Linked DNA regions of Homo sapiens: regions 1, 2, 3 and 4 are each linked to region 5. A link is a contact called in ENCODE Hi-C or POLR2A ChIA-PET data. All regions are on one chromosome and are shown on one strand. Each heading gives the region's core, a stretch centred on a gene start or an enhancer-like site at or near the end of the contact. The rest is flanking DNA. Distances are from core to core; before and after follow the strand shown.

Evidence for each region. A loop is a pair of places that touch in the nucleus more often than their neighbours do. ChIA-PET counts read pairs that join two places held with the same protein, here RNA polymerase II (POLR2A). Pooled maps may share reads with other maps.
Region 1: a map with no recorded cell type shows a loop between it and region 5 (8-fold over the local background). The contact joins the enhancer-like site here to the promoter of HSPA8 in region 5. A Hi-C loop is called at or near these places in 5 of 37 single-sample maps with no recorded cell type and 2 of 50 pooled maps. POLR2A ChIA-PET finds 5 or more read pairs at or near these places in 2 of 52 experiments (GM10248 and activated CD4-positive, alpha-beta T cell).
Region 2: a pooled map shows a loop between it and region 5 (11-fold over the local background). The contact joins the promoter of SORL1 here to the promoter of HSPA8 in region 5. A Hi-C loop is called at or near these places in 1 of 168 maps with a recorded cell type or tissue (naive thymus-derived CD4-positive, alpha-beta T cell), 12 of 37 single-sample maps with no recorded cell type and 16 of 50 pooled maps. POLR2A ChIA-PET finds 5 or more read pairs at or near these places in 6 of 52 experiments (BJ, CD4-positive, alpha-beta T cell, CD4-positive, alpha-beta memory T cell and 3 more).
Region 3: a loop to region 5 is called in a pooled map, with 7 times the contacts of the local background. The contact joins the enhancer-like site here to the promoter of HSPA8 in region 5. A Hi-C loop is called at or near these places in 7 of 37 single-sample maps with no recorded cell type and 4 of 50 pooled maps.
Region 4: a loop to region 5 is called in a pooled map, with 4 times the contacts of the local background. The contact joins the enhancer-like site here to the promoter of HSPA8 in region 5. A Hi-C loop is called at or near these places in 1 of 37 single-sample maps with no recorded cell type and 4 of 50 pooled maps. POLR2A ChIA-PET finds 5 or more read pairs at or near these places in 2 of 52 experiments (activated CD8-positive, alpha-beta memory T cell and activated T-cell).

What each region holds. Positions count from the first base shown.
Region 1 is chr11:121,428,979-121,431,678 of GRCh38, forward strand. No RefSeq gene overlaps it. Among named protein-coding and RNA genes, the nearest start is that of SORL1, 22 kb to the right of the region's middle. RefSeq lists enhancers at 1,313-1,442, 1,513-1,582. Within about 2 kb of position 1,418, at least 4 of the 41 ENCODE cell types and tissues checked have a DNase peak (open chromatin) inside an H3K27ac peak, as active enhancers do.
Region 2 is chr11:121,450,868-121,453,567 of GRCh38, forward strand. It overlaps SORL1 (sortilin related receptor 1), which reads left to right and starts at 1,447. Exons shown (of 48, transcript NM_003105.6): 1 at 1,447-1,749. The coding sequence starts at 1,465. It overlaps SORL1-AS1 (SORL1 antisense RNA 1), which reads right to left and starts at 2,100. Exons shown (of 3, transcript NR_183636.1): 1 at 1,808-2,100. RefSeq lists enhancers at 404-463, 1,854-2,043, 2,054-2,103, 2,144-2,213, 2,234-2,283 and silencers at 1,334-1,383, 1,514-1,563.
Region 3 is chr11:121,568,760-121,571,459 of GRCh38, forward strand. SORL1 (sortilin related receptor 1) reads left to right here. Exons shown (of 48, transcript NM_003105.6): 23 at 1,398-1,511. Among named protein-coding and RNA genes, the nearest start is that of SORL1-AS1, 120 kb to the left of the region's middle. RefSeq lists enhancers at 1,195-1,244, 1,355-1,524, 1,985-2,486, 2,487-2,700. Within about 2 kb of position 1,357, at least 3 of the 41 ENCODE cell types and tissues checked have a DNase peak (open chromatin) inside an H3K27ac peak, as active enhancers do.
Region 4 is chr11:121,493,532-121,496,231 of GRCh38, forward strand. The region is part of intron 5 of SORL1 (sortilin related receptor 1); the gene reads left to right. Among named protein-coding and RNA genes, the nearest start is that of SORL1-AS1, 42 kb to the left of the region's middle. Within about 2 kb of position 1,305, at least 5 of the 41 ENCODE cell types and tissues checked have a DNase peak (open chromatin) inside an H3K27ac peak, as active enhancers do.
Region 5 is chr11:123,060,797-123,063,496 of GRCh38, forward strand. HSPA8 (heat shock protein family A (Hsp70) member 8) reads right to left here and starts at 1,340. Exons shown (of 9, transcript NM_006597.6): 1 at 1,268-1,340; 2 at 324-533; 3 at 1-2. The coding sequence starts at 528. LOC124902775 (a long non-coding RNA gene) reads left to right here and starts at 1,866. Exons shown (of 2, transcript XR_007062927.1): 1 at 1,866-2,700. RefSeq lists enhancers at 1,089-1,258, 1,819-2,088 and a silencer at 1,409-1,798.

The DNA.
Region 1 (2,700 bases), core at 168-2,667, 1.6 Mb before region 5:
ACCAATTTATGGTGTCAATCACGGGTAGGGGAAGGATCAGTGAAGGGATGTATGGCCAGGTATTTATCATGCCTGGCAGAGTGAATGTATTTAAGTTCATTGTTACTTACGCCAAGATTATTTGCAATTTCAACCTTATTTCTTTTTCTTTTTCTTTTTTTTTTGAGACAAGGTCTCACTCTGTCATCCAGGCTAGAGTGCAGTGGCATGATTTTGGTTCACTGCAACCTTTGCCTCCCAGGATCAAGCAATCCTCCCACCTCAAGTAGCTGGGACCACAGGCTACACCCAGCTGATTTTTGTACTTTTTTTTTTTTTTTGGTAGAGACAGGGCTTTGCCATGTTGCCCACGGTGGTCTCGACCTCCTGGGCTCAAGTCATCCACCTGCCTCAGCCTCCCAAAGTGTTGAGATTATAGGTGTGAGCCACTGTGCCTGGCCTCAATCTTATTTCTAATTTGGCATAAATGGCTTTTGTCTTCTGGAAAAGAATTTCAGATGTCAACAACAGATGAAAAATATATTTCATGGACTCAGTAGCTTCTGCAATCATATCACTAAGGAAACAAATACTTTTAAAAAGATCTACAAGCATCCTTAAGTGTTTTTGAATACATATCTTATCACAAGAGCTCTAAAGAATTTATCATTTTTTCACGTAAGAAAATCAAGCTTTAAAAAAATTAACTTTTCCCCCATACCGCTAGTATCAGCAGAGCTCAAATTTCACTTCAGTTCTGGCAATTTGCAGGGCCCAGGATTTTTTATTACACCAGTAAATAAGTTCCTCTTTTGTCTTTGCTTAAAGCAGTCCTGGGGATGAGGGTAGAGGGAAGGAATGGCTACACAGAGACAGAAGACATCCCTGCCCAAGAACACACTCACATCCCAAGACTCAGGAAACTTTAAATCCATATATGAACGAGAGAAGGTGAACCTAACTGGAACTGTATCCACAGCTCTTGTTTATATAATGAAGAAATACATAATTAGAGTTGGGAGTGATTAATCAAGGATAACTTCCTGGAGGGAATAATTTCAGATTAGAGTTTTGAAAGATGCCAGGAGGGAGAGGATTCTGAGAATAGAAAAATGAGAATCTCATTCATAATTTCATTAGTTCTAGCTTTTCAGATGGGCCATGTATGCAAATGTGTTTGAATGTGAGAAGCTGTATAAAGAAATCACCTTTTATTTCTTTGGAAATTTCTGTTATGTTCTGTTTAAATGGCTGAAACTCTAGGGGGGCCTGCTAAGATTATTAAAAAGAAATTGGTCATTAAATTTAAACTGTCTAGTAGATGAATTTAAAAAGCCAGCTGTCAGAAAACCCCCTCACTTAAAAATAAGGGGCATCATGGAGTTATCACAGAGGAATTATGAATAATATGGCTGCGGTCCCTCTACTTTCTGTCTTTTTGGTTTTTACCCCAATGAAGAGAAAAGGAAATTAGGGAACTGAGAGTATGAAAGAATAAACATGGCTGATGTAATTACATAATCTGCGTCAAGAGACCTTCTTTTTCTGTCTCACAGGTGTGTCTCTCGTTACTAGCTGGGGAGGTAAGGAGGGCAAGTTGGGGAGGTGGTACAGTTGAGTGACCCTTTGATTTAAAAAAATCTAAATTGCAATGTCTGTGTAGATTGTCTTCATCATCTAGTGGTCCACCATGAAGTGCAAAGAGTCCTGAGAGGATGACCCCTGACCCTTGACCCCTGTCCTCAATGCCCACCATGGCATCAAACCCACAGTGTTCCTTTCCCCTACTAAATGTACACCAAAACACCATGGCTTTTTCTTTTTTTTTTCTGAGACGGAGTCTCGCTTTGTCACCCAGGCTGGAGTGCAGTGGCGCGATCTCAGCTCACTGCAACCTCTGCCTCCCAGGGTCAAGCAATTCTCATGCCTCAGCCTATAGAGCAGCTGGGATTACAGGTGCTCGCCACCACGCCTGGCTAATTTTTGTATTTTTCATAAAGACTGGGTTTCACCATGTTGCCCAGGTTGGTCTCGAACTCCTGGCCTGAAGTGATCCACCTGCCTTGGCCTCCCAAAGTGCTGGGATTACAGACGTGAGCCACCAGGCCCGGCATGAGCCACTGCGCCTGGCCATGGATGTTAAAACAGCCTTCTATTGAGGAGTTTAGAAAAGTATTCTAGCTAGATGGAGTTGGGGGCTGTTTGGGATGGCTGTGCTTCAAGCCTTCCTTCTGGGAAATGTCCTTCCCCCACATCTGCTGATTACTGTGGGCACATGACTCCACTTGACCGACCAGAATACCCCATCCTCCTGGATATAGAACACTGGGGCATGTGACCTCAGCAGAATCCTCTTCAGGGACTGATATGGACTGAATGATGTGGTGGGGAGAGAAGGTTCTCTCTTTTCTCTTTAAGGATAGTATAAGCCAGGGACAATTGGTGATCATCTTTGGGTCATATGGACAAAATCTGAGTGAAGCCAATGGACCCAGGTACCTATAGAACTAAGAGGTGACAAAAAATTAATAGTCCTTATAATTTGAAATCCTAGACTCAGCCAGGCCTGAAGTTAGATCACCTCTAGACCTCTTGGTTATATAAGTCAATACATTTCATTTATCACTTCAGCTGGTTTTAGTCTCTACCCCTTACATCTAAAAGACTAGTGGCTAATATAGAGGGAAGCAGACACAGGTAGAGATAAAGGGTTGTGCCTCT
Region 2 (2,700 bases), core at 197-2,696, 1.6 Mb before region 5:
GGGGTAGGGTAGGGTGGTTGAATACTGGCTTCAGGGAGATGAGGCAAGCTGGCCTGACTCTGGCAGGTTGTCAGTGGTAGTCCTAGGTAGAGGAGGGGGCTTTGCTAAGCTACCTGAAAAGTACTAGAGTGGGCCGGGGTAGGAATCGGGCTACCGTGGCTTGTCGGAGATGAGGAATGTTTTTAGAAAATTGAACTGACCATCCCTTCCTTCCCCTGAACAGCAGCTTGTATGCAACTATAAAGGTAGTCTCCCTTTCAGCCCTGCTTGCTGTGTCTTTATTCTTATCAAAAACCAGGATCTGAGTTCAGAGGGCAGTGAAACATAAAATGAAATAGGAAAGGTTGCAGTAGTACATAGACTTTGGCTGCTCCCACTAACCTGCAAAAAAAATATTTTCCTTGGGCGTACCTTAGCAGTTCCATGGCAGAAGTTTTATCTCCTGTGGTTCAGAGAGTTTGGCTCGTCAAGCTGAATGTAGGGTTAAAGTGTGTCCTCCCTCCTCTGTGGGTGTTTGCCTAGCTCCTGGCTGTGGGTTGAAGGGACTGGTAAATATGTCTATTTTACTGCTGAGGCAGGGTGGCTCAGTGCTTGGTCACCTTGGAGGGATCATAAGCAAGCCGCCGCTGGGGCCCTGTGCCACGCACAGGTATTCATGCGTGCGTGCAAGCACACCCTGTATAGCTGTGTAATAATTGTCCAGGTGTGGTGCATTCTTTGTCAGATGTACCCTTGTTTTTACTGCCTCTGTGCAGGATGTTTATTTGCTGTGCTTCAGGCTGGGGCACGTAGCTTGATCAAGGGTAGTTTTTGCTGTGGCCCCTGCAAATACGTTGTGGTGCCCAGAGTAGATGAAAAACTGTGAGTTTCCCAATAGAGCGGGTTCATCTGGACTCTTGTTGGTTGCGTTCTAGGAGCTAATTCTGTGGCTCTGGACTCTTCCCTGGAGGTGGGGATGAGGCCGGGGCCGGGGGGAGGTGGTCTTGTGGCGCTACTGCGGGCTGTGCACTCAGGAAAGTGGCCACGGTTTAGGACGACCTCGACACGACCCTGTATAGGACGCAACTAACTCCAGAGAAAACGAGCGAGCCCCATGCAACTCTTCATTCCTGCAGGGAGAACAAGGAGGTGTGCCCGCCAGGGAAGGGACGCACCCCCACCGGCGCTCGCTGCCTTAACTTCCCCATCCCCGCGCCAGGGAGGGGCCGGAGTCGCCGCCGAGGCCGCCGAGCGCAGAAAGTGCGCGAAAGGGACGCGCTGCGAGCCTCACACGTGACGGCGCCGCGCCGAACCGAGCGGGACCTGGCGGCAGCGGCGGCGGGCGCAGCGGGGCGGCCCGGAGCGGCGCGGGCGGCCTGGAGCCCCGGGAGCGGCGCGCGCGGTCCCGGCCCAGCGGCTCTCCTGGCCTCGCGCTGCACATTCTCTCCTGGCGGCGGCGCCACCTGCAGTAGCGTTCGCCCGAACATGGCGACACGGAGCAGCAGGAGGGAGTCGCGACTCCCGTTCCTATTCACCCTGGTCGCACTGCTGCCGCCCGGAGCTCTCTGCGAAGTCTGGACGCAGAGGCTGCACGGCGGCAGCGCGCCCTTGCCCCAGGACCGGGGCTTCCTCGTGGTGCAGGGCGACCCGCGCGAGCTGCGGCTGTGGGCGCGCGGGGATGCCAGGGGGGCGAGCCGCGCGGACGAGAAGCCGCTCCGGAGGAAACGGAGCGCTGCCCTGCAGCCCGAGCCCATCAAGGTGTACGGACAGGTGAGCAGTTTTGCAACCCGCCTCCCTCCAGTTTTTTCCTCTCCCTGCACTTCCTCACCCCCGCATCCATCCGTTGCAGTCGCCTCCTAGGTGCAGGCACCACTGGGGACTTCCCGGCTTGCATTTGTTTTTTTCCTTCACGAGTACAACCGTCAGCACTTGAATCGCATTGATCTTTCCTTCTTCCTGTCGATTTAGTAAACGTATTCCAGGTAACTCGCCGGGTGCAGTGCGTATTACCCCAGGGTGTGTGCAGAGAGATGTAGTTTCCGGCAGGTATAGGAGGGGTGCAGCTTCATTTTACATCTGGATAAAAAACGGGCTTTCTTTAGTGTATCATCAGTTGGCAGTGGAGGCGAGCACCCTGCAGTTGCGGTACACTTACACAGAACAGCACGAGGTGGGGGTTTCCACACTTAGCATTATTAGCACAATAAAAGTGGGCAAACCTGAAAGCTTGTCGACTATCTCTGTACAGTCAGACAAGAGGTGTGTGTATGTGTGTGCGTGTGTAAAGGCTGAATTTTTAATTTTTAATTTTTGGCGAGCGTGTGAGATGCTCTCCATTCCTTCTTCCCCACCCTTCAAGATGCTGACTCTCCCACCCCCGTCAAGATAACTTTATTTTGGAGAGGAATACCCCTCATGGCACTTGGAGATTTGAAAGGACTGCAGGAAATTTGGTGGGCATTATTATTCTATAAGTGATTTATTTCTACCCAGGCAATAGGTTTATTAGATCATAAGTAACGTGAATTTCACTTTTATGGTCAGACTTACTGCGAGGAATTGCAGATGGAGTTTGTAGGTTAGGATCAGCACTGGCAAAATTAATTTGACCGTGTTATTGCCTCATGAGACTCCCAGTCCTGCAGTTAAGATTGACATCAGCAAAAGTATAAGGTCGGTGGGGGAGAAAAAGTAGGACCAGAGGAGGGGGTAAATACACTT
Region 3 (2,700 bases), core at 107-2,606, 1.5 Mb before region 5:
CCCAATAGACTCAACTGGTATTGTGGTTATCCTTCTTAAAGCATTGTATCTGCTTCTAAATATTTCTTCCAGCCTCCTCCTCTCTTTTGATTTTAACTAAAAGAGGAAAGCAAGAGGCTAGTATGGGACATTTCCTTCCCTGTAGACACGTGTGCTTGGCATTCCTCCTCCCCCTTTACCATCATGTTACTTGTTGTGGGAAGTCCGGGACCCCGAACGGAGGGACCAGCTGAAGCCATGGCAGAAGAACGTGGATTGTGAAGATTTTATGGACATTTATTAGTTCCCCAAATTAATACTTTTATAATTTCTTATGCCTGTCTTTACTGCAGTCTCTGAACATAAATTGTGAAGATTTCACGGACACTTATCACTTCCCCAATCAATACCCTTGTGATTTCCTATGCCTGTCTTTACTTTAATCTCTTAATCCCGTCATCTTCGTAAGCTGAGGAGGATGTATGTCGCCTCAGGACCCTGTGATGATTGCATTAACTGCACAAATTGTAGAGCATGTGTGTTTGAACAATATGAAATCTGGGCACCTTGAAAAAAGAACAGGATAACAGCAATGTTCAGGGAACAAGACAGATAACCTTAAACTCTGACTGCCGGTGAGCCGGGCGGAACAGAGCCACATTTCTCTTCTTTCAAAAGGAAATGGGAGAAATATCGCTGAATTCTTTTTCCCAGCAAGGAACATCCCTGAGAAAGAGAATGCGTCCCTGAGGGTAGGCTTCTAAAATGGCCGCTTCGAGGGGCGGCCATCTTTTATGGTCGAAGCTGTAGGGATGAAATAAACCCCAGTCTCCTGTAGTGCTCCTAGGCTTATTAGGATGAGGAAATTCCTGCCTAATAAATTTTGGTCAGACTGGTTGTCTGCTCTCAAACTCTGTCTCCTGATAAGATGTTATCAGTGACAATGCGTGCCCAAAACTTCATTAGCAATTTTAATTTCGCCCCGTCCTGTGGTCCTGTGATCTTGCCCTGCCTCCATTTGCCTTGTGATATTCTATTACCTTGTGAAGCACATGATCTCTGTGACCCACACCTTATTCGTACACTCCCTCCCCTTTTGAAATCACTAATAAAAACTTGGTGGTTTTACGGCTCAGGGGGCATCACGGAACCTGCCGACATGTGATGTCTCCCCAGACACCCAGCTTTAAAATTTCTCTCTTTTTTTACGCTGTCCCTTTATTTCTCAGACCGGCCGACACTTAGGGAAAATAGAAAAGAACCTATGTGAAATATCGGGGGTGAATTTCACCCGATATCTGGCTGAATTTCCCCCGATAGTTACTAAAGGGAGGGAAACTCAAAAGAGAAAGACCTGTGGTCCAGCAGTAAGAATAATATTGGTTTCATTTCCTCCCCTGCCGCACTCTGATGGGTAGAGAACACCTGTCTTCGCAACCAGTATCGCTGCAGCAACGGGAACTGTATCAACAGCATTTGGTGGTGTGACTTTGACAACGACTGTGGAGACATGAGCGATGAGAGAAACTGCCGTGAGTCTTCTGGATTGGACGTTAAGCACTTACCATTACTCAGAAGCCTGGTTGGCTCTTCCCAGGCTGAGGGCCTAAGGTCTAGGGCGAGGGCCACCCATGATTGGTGATGCCCATCTAAGTTGATGGGGCTTAGATGACAGAGAAAACATATTTCCATACACAGGTAGATATTAGATATATAGGATTAATATTATATACATAATATTTTTTTAACCACCCCAGAAGTACCACTCGTTACAAGAGATTTATAAATAAACGTCACATGGCTGAAACTGAATTGATTTGGCAATCTGGGCTCTAATCTTGGCTGTGGCTCTGTAATAAAGCTGGTGACTTGGGGCGAGTAAACAGGTGATATTCTTTGATTTGGAAATTCAATATTCAGCCTTTTTAGGGATGGGAAATGAGTATTTACTCCAGTTGGTTGATGTTGGCTACCTACCAGGCTCAAGAGAGATTGTTTTCATTGGTTAGTAATGCATAGCTTGGCCTACAGTGTGGGGCCATTGGTGTACATGCCATGTAAGTGTCATCTTTAGGCTGTATAATTTTTAAGATCTGACTTCTAAAGTATAAGACTGTGGTTAGCAGAAGTTAAAACCAAACAACCACAAATAACAGATAGTTTATTAACCATGAATTTTCACTATCTTTTCTTCACTTAATTTTTAATAGCTTCGACATTATCTTATAAGGAGATGATTTGCCCTTTTGTCAGTCATGCACTCACTCAACAAGCAGTTGCTATACACCCTGTGTTCCAGGCTCTGTGCTGGGCCTGCATATATATTGCCGATCAAGGCAGAAACGGAGTTCACAGTCTGAAGTAGGAGTCAGAAAAATAGGCAGTTACAGTAGAGTGACGGGCACTGCGATGCGGAAGTGTCATATGCATGTAGGATGGGCACCCAAAGCAAACTTGGGCAGGCCCTAGCAAAGAGCTCTGGAGAGTGTCTGGGGTGAACCAAGCAGAGGTGGAGGGAATCAATTCACAGGCAAGGGAGCAGCATGTGGGGAAGCTGGCATGGCCAGGAAACTGGTTTGAGTTATGGAGAATGGGCATGGGCACAGGGGCCAAGGTGAAGTTAGATGAGTGGGCAGCGCCCAGGACAGCAAGGGCTTTGTGGACTTTATCGGAGAAGCAGTTGGGAACCACTGATGTCATGTGATGAAAGTTCATCTTTGG
Region 4 (2,700 bases), core at 55-2,554, 1.6 Mb before region 5:
CAGGTGTGAGCCACCGTGCCTGATCTCATGCCTGTTTTCTATTTGATTATTAGTCTTTTCATTGTTGGTTTCAAGGAGCTCTTTATATATTCGAGATTAGCCCTTTGGCTGTGATATGAGATAGATCGTATGTGTGTGTATTTATATTTCTATCTCCTAGTTTTTCATTTGTTTTTAGACTTTTACTTGTAATTTTAGTCCTCATTAAGTGTAATGGTCCCAGAAGATGTAGATACTGCCTTTGTTTCTTTTAGTTCTCCATGTAAAGTGAAATGTCTTTTAGTTGGTATTGCTTCCTTAGTAATAGAGGTAAAGATGGAGCTGGTATGTTGAGGAGCCTTACAGCTGACCATCATCAGACACCCATAGATTCTGTTTATGTTTCCACAGAGGGTAGCTGTTTCTGACCCTTTTGTTATTTTCCTTGAGCAAAAGTTGTGGGATCTTAGTGAAATTATAACCACAGTCTCATCCAAGGACACCCTCTGCTCAAGGAGAACCATTAGAACTTTCTTCTGCTTTATTTGAATTTTAAGGGGAAAAATTGTTCTTTTATCTGCTTAAGAAACTATAAATTAAGAGGGCAAACCAGCAGAATTACTAGATAAGGGAACATACAATTTAGAAATTTTAAGTTCTAAAATCATATTGTACCTTCTGCCTCTGTGTAGATATACAGATATCCTGGGAGAAAGGACTGGTTTATCTCATTGAAGCTAATGACATGTCGGTTAGGGGATTTTAGGCTATTTGTGGGATTTCTCCCCCTAGGTTTCCCCATAATAAGTGAAAGCGTAATCTAGTCTCTCAGAATAATGATATACATTTGTTCAACAATGCTTGGCGAGTTGGGAGCAGCAGGAGTGGGAAAGCTAAAAATTTACATGGTCCGGAGCTTGAGATTGGCAAGACAGAACAGTGGAAGACCTGGAGGGGGCTGAGGGGACTCAAAGATACCCTGTGGAGCATCATTGAGGGATTTCAGGTGAGGCCAGGTGAGGCTGGTGACTGCTCAGAGATAGAGCAAGGATTGGAATTTCTCAATGAGGACAAAGACAATAGAAAGTAGGTGTCAGTGAGCGTAAGACATTGGAAGTCTAAGTGATTGCAAAGTATGAGAACTTGTAGGTGGAGCAGCTTGCAGAAATGGGAGGTCCAAATATGGATTACGGAAGAAAATTGGGATGAAAGTCACAGTTCTTTCTATCTCTAGGTGTTGGCTGCTGCTTTTGGCTAGGAAGGAATAATAGAGGTGAGCTGGGTCTCAAAATAGCTCAATAAAGGTTCCTTCCTCTCTGCCGTTTTAAAAATACCAAGCAGCCTCATTTTAATTTGCATATCCTCTGGCTAGAGGAAGTACTTTAATCAGTACTTCTAATTGTGGAAAAGAAGAGAACATGCCACCACCCGCCCACACATGCACACAGAGGATCTGATAATGAAGAATAGTGTTCTCCCACACTAGGACCAAAGCTGCTGGTTTCTCCGTTGCCCTAAGAATCCAGATTGTAGGGCAAAACTCAAGTCTTGCTCCCATTGTAAAAAGAAGCTCTTTTTTCTTTGTTTTTTCAAGACAGGGTATTGCTCTGTTGCCCAGGCTGGAGTGCAGTGGCACAATCATGGCTCACCCAGCCTCAAACTTCCAGGCTTCAATCCACCCACCTCAGCCTCCTGAGTAGCTGGGGCTACAGGTGTACGCCAGCATACCTGGCTAATTTTTTTAAATTTATTTTTTGTAGAGGTGGAGTCTCACTATGTTGCCCAGGCTGGTCTTGAACTCTTGGGTTCAAATGGTCCCCCTCCCTACCCTGGCCTCAGCCTCCCAAAGTGTTGGGATTACAGGTGTGACCCACTACATCTGGCAAAAGAGGTTCTTGTTTTTCTGTTTCTTATTTTCCTTTTTGGGAGGGGTGGGGGGAATATGCTCTTGACAGTATATCTCTGAAGGAATTTGACACGATTACCTTCATTATTCTGAGAGCCATCATGCATATGGGATTGTATAAGGGCAGTTACCTAACTGAGGCCTTCTGCTTTTCCTTGAGTCATCACTCTGTATTCTCACTACAAGACTATCTTCCCGACTTTACCATTTATTTTTTCCATTTGCTGAATGGTTCCCATGGCCTTGGTGTTCTTGAGAATGTTAGGAGACCTGGAGCAGATAAGTTGTCCTCTGAGCTGCTGTGTGGGGATTCTTGGGGGATCACTGGCTCAGAAGTTCTTCTCCAAGGTAGTTTGGCCTGGTCATTCTATGTTTTCATTTTGGATTAGCTTCTTGAATTGCCCCACAGATCCAATGCAGAAAGTATCTCTTCAGCTAGGAATACTATAGGGTAAAATGAAATCTAAGACATGGCCTTCCGAGGCATCTATACTGTGTCTAGGAAGCTCAGACAAATACATAATGGTGAACAATAAAATACAGTGTCTAAGAGGCATTACTGCATAAAGGAATAAGACTGATTCTAAAAAATCACCCAACTAAAGGGGTTTTATACCTTTGTTTGGAGTTCAAACTCATGTAAAAGGCTTGGAATTGGATGCTGCAGAGGGATGTTATTGCTAGTGTTGGGAGAAGAGAGGACAGCACTGAGGAAGGCTTCCTGGAAGATGAAGACTTGAACTTGATGACAGAGGAGAGTAGGAATTGGATGGAGGGATCAGAGTGCGTGCAGAGGGCATCTCCTCACGAGAGTG
Region 5 (2,700 bases), core at 90-2,589:
ATCTGTAAAAGGTGTCAAATGAAAACACTTTCAATTTCATAGCTCTTCTGATAAAACTCAAGTCCATGATTACTCAAATACCTAACAGTTCATAGGTAGGTGAATTCAACTACCATATAGGTAGCAAAGGTTCAAACTTCAACCTCCTACGTTATCCAGATTTCAGCCTGAAAGGTTTCTACAACCTGTTTTATAACAGACTTGATAACAAGTCTCTCAGCTCAGTTTTTCTAAAATCAAAAAGTTCCCTCCTCACGTTTCATAAACTTTTGTGCTTCCTAGCCCTGTTATATTTGTTCTGTCATTTAAAATTAGGAACTCACCAAAAACTGTGTTGGTGGGGTTCATTGCAACTTGATTCTTTGCGGCATCACCGATCAACCGTTCAGTGTCCGTAAAGGCGACATAGCTTGGAGTGGTTCGGTTTCCCTGATCATTGGCAATTATCTCGACTTTTCCGTGCTGGAAAACACCCACACAAGAGTAGGTGGTGCCAAGATCAATACCAACTGCAGGTCCCTTGGACATGGTTGCTGAAAAAAAGAAAAATCTGGTTTAAAAATTCAATTAATCAAAATATTTCCCTCATCCCTTAACAGAACACTTAACCAGGAAAAACGTATGGCCACTGCCAAGAGGTAATAGTGCCCATCACCTCCTGTCTAAGCACGCGCGAGGTCCAGAACTAGTGCTGCAGTCCAGGTTGCCGTGCCAACCGCAGCAGAGCACGCCCTAGATGAAGGACCCATCTACCCAGACGGCGTGGGGCGTTGCTCAACACGTGGTCTTACCCCGAACTGAGCACTGTCTGTTCCCCTCCCTCGCCAGGTGCCAGTGCCCCCGGGAGTCAACGGGCTTTTAACTACTCCGGAATGTACCCCCATACTGGAAGCACGCCAAGAACAGCTCTGAAGAACCACGGTGGGACTGGACTAAGCAGGGAACTGGGTGAAAGAAAACGCTGGCTCCACTTCCCCGCGCGCCAGGCAAACCGATGCAGCAACCCTCCCCCGCCACGCGGCCGCCGGGCGTCTCCCAGCCTCCCCTGGGGCCACTGCGGCCCACTCCCTACATTTCCGTCCTGCCGGCTGCAACCAAATACCGCTGCCATCCCACCGAAAACTGAGGCCCTTTAAGCCGGTAGAAGGAGCCGCACACTCGCCTCGACGAGATTCTCAGAACCCCCAAGCCTCAGCAAGCCCAACAGGCCTGTGTGGAGGCTGCACGCTCCCAGACCCACAACCCAACTCTTGAGCAGAGGTTTTACCTGGGGTGTAGGCCTGGCTCCAATAACGAAGGAAGCCACAAAAAACCCAAGAGCTGCAGGCGAGTTCAATGAGACCGGTTTCCGCCCGCCACCCTGCCTCTTATACCCTATCTTAGAACCTTCCAGAAGGGGCCCGCCCCTGCTGCCTGCCATTACGGCTTCCCCGGCCAATAGACGCCCGGCTGCCCTTACAAGACCCAATCACAAGCCCGGCTCCACTCCTCGGGCCTCGCCCCCTTCCGCACCCACCCCACCGCGCTCCGCCTCACGATAACGCACTCACCGCAGCGTTCTGGAACTTTCAAGCTCGCCCCCGCTCTCCGGACGGCCCCGGGGAAAGGGAGGGTGGGGCGCAGCGAGTCCGCGCGCGGGAGTCCTCAGTTACCCCGGGCGGGGGAGGGGAGCGTCCACCTCTACGCATGCGCCCCCAGCTTCCGCGGGAGGGAGGGGGCGGAAAAAGGAGGAGGAAGAGGGGCGGGCAAACTTGGAACTAACCAATGATAGCGGCGCTAGCCGGGATCTTGGCCGGCACAGAACTGGGGGCGGAATCGCGCGGGGCCTGAAGGGAGGGGTTTGGGCGCGGGAGCCGGGCAGGAGAAGACGGAAGTGGAGCGAGGACAAAATGGCTGCGAAGGTTGTTGCTCCCCTCCCCCACCCACGTCCGAATCCTCCTTTCCATGCCCCACCTTCGTGTTCCAGACGGGCCTCTAAGTGCCCCGGGTTTCGCGAATCTGTATTTCATAGCGTGGCTTTGGACAAGGGCTGACCCCGAGGGGCTGGGGCGAAGGTTCCGGCTTCAGGGTGCCACTAGGGCTGCTCGCTCACGGCCCCCCAGGATTGGGATTGGAGGGAGCCGCCAGGCCGCCGCGGGGTGGGGCGGGTTAGCTCGGCAGGCCTCCCAGCACCTGCATTTCCCTACGGCAACTGTCGGGAGGCAGCCCCCGACGCAGAGGTTTAAGGGGCCCGGCTTTTCAGAACCGCCTCAGGACGCGGTCGTGTCTGGATCCCTCCGCGGAAAAGAAGGCGAAACCGCTTCTCTGAGCCCTGACCGTTAGGCCCCTTCCCACCTCCGTCTAGAACAGATTCGGCTTCTTGGCTCAGTCCTTCCCCAACTAGCCCAAGCCCTACATTTCCCCGTTGTTTATAAAATAAACAGGTTTAAATGGTGGCGAGTGTGTTCTTGGTTAGGTGAACCAGGCATTAGGAATCATAGGTTCCAGTAGCCGTGCGTCCTTGATTTAGACTTTCTGAACGTTTGTATTTTCAGTAACATGAGGTGATATCTTTCCTGGTTTGACTTTCATCAAAAATTAAACGACAGACCATACCGACGCTTTGAAAACGTGACTGAGCTGGTGCACAAAACAATGGTGCCTAGAATTTTGAATTGTGCAATGTTGTGCATGGCCGCGGATATGTGGGGCCTTGTGGTT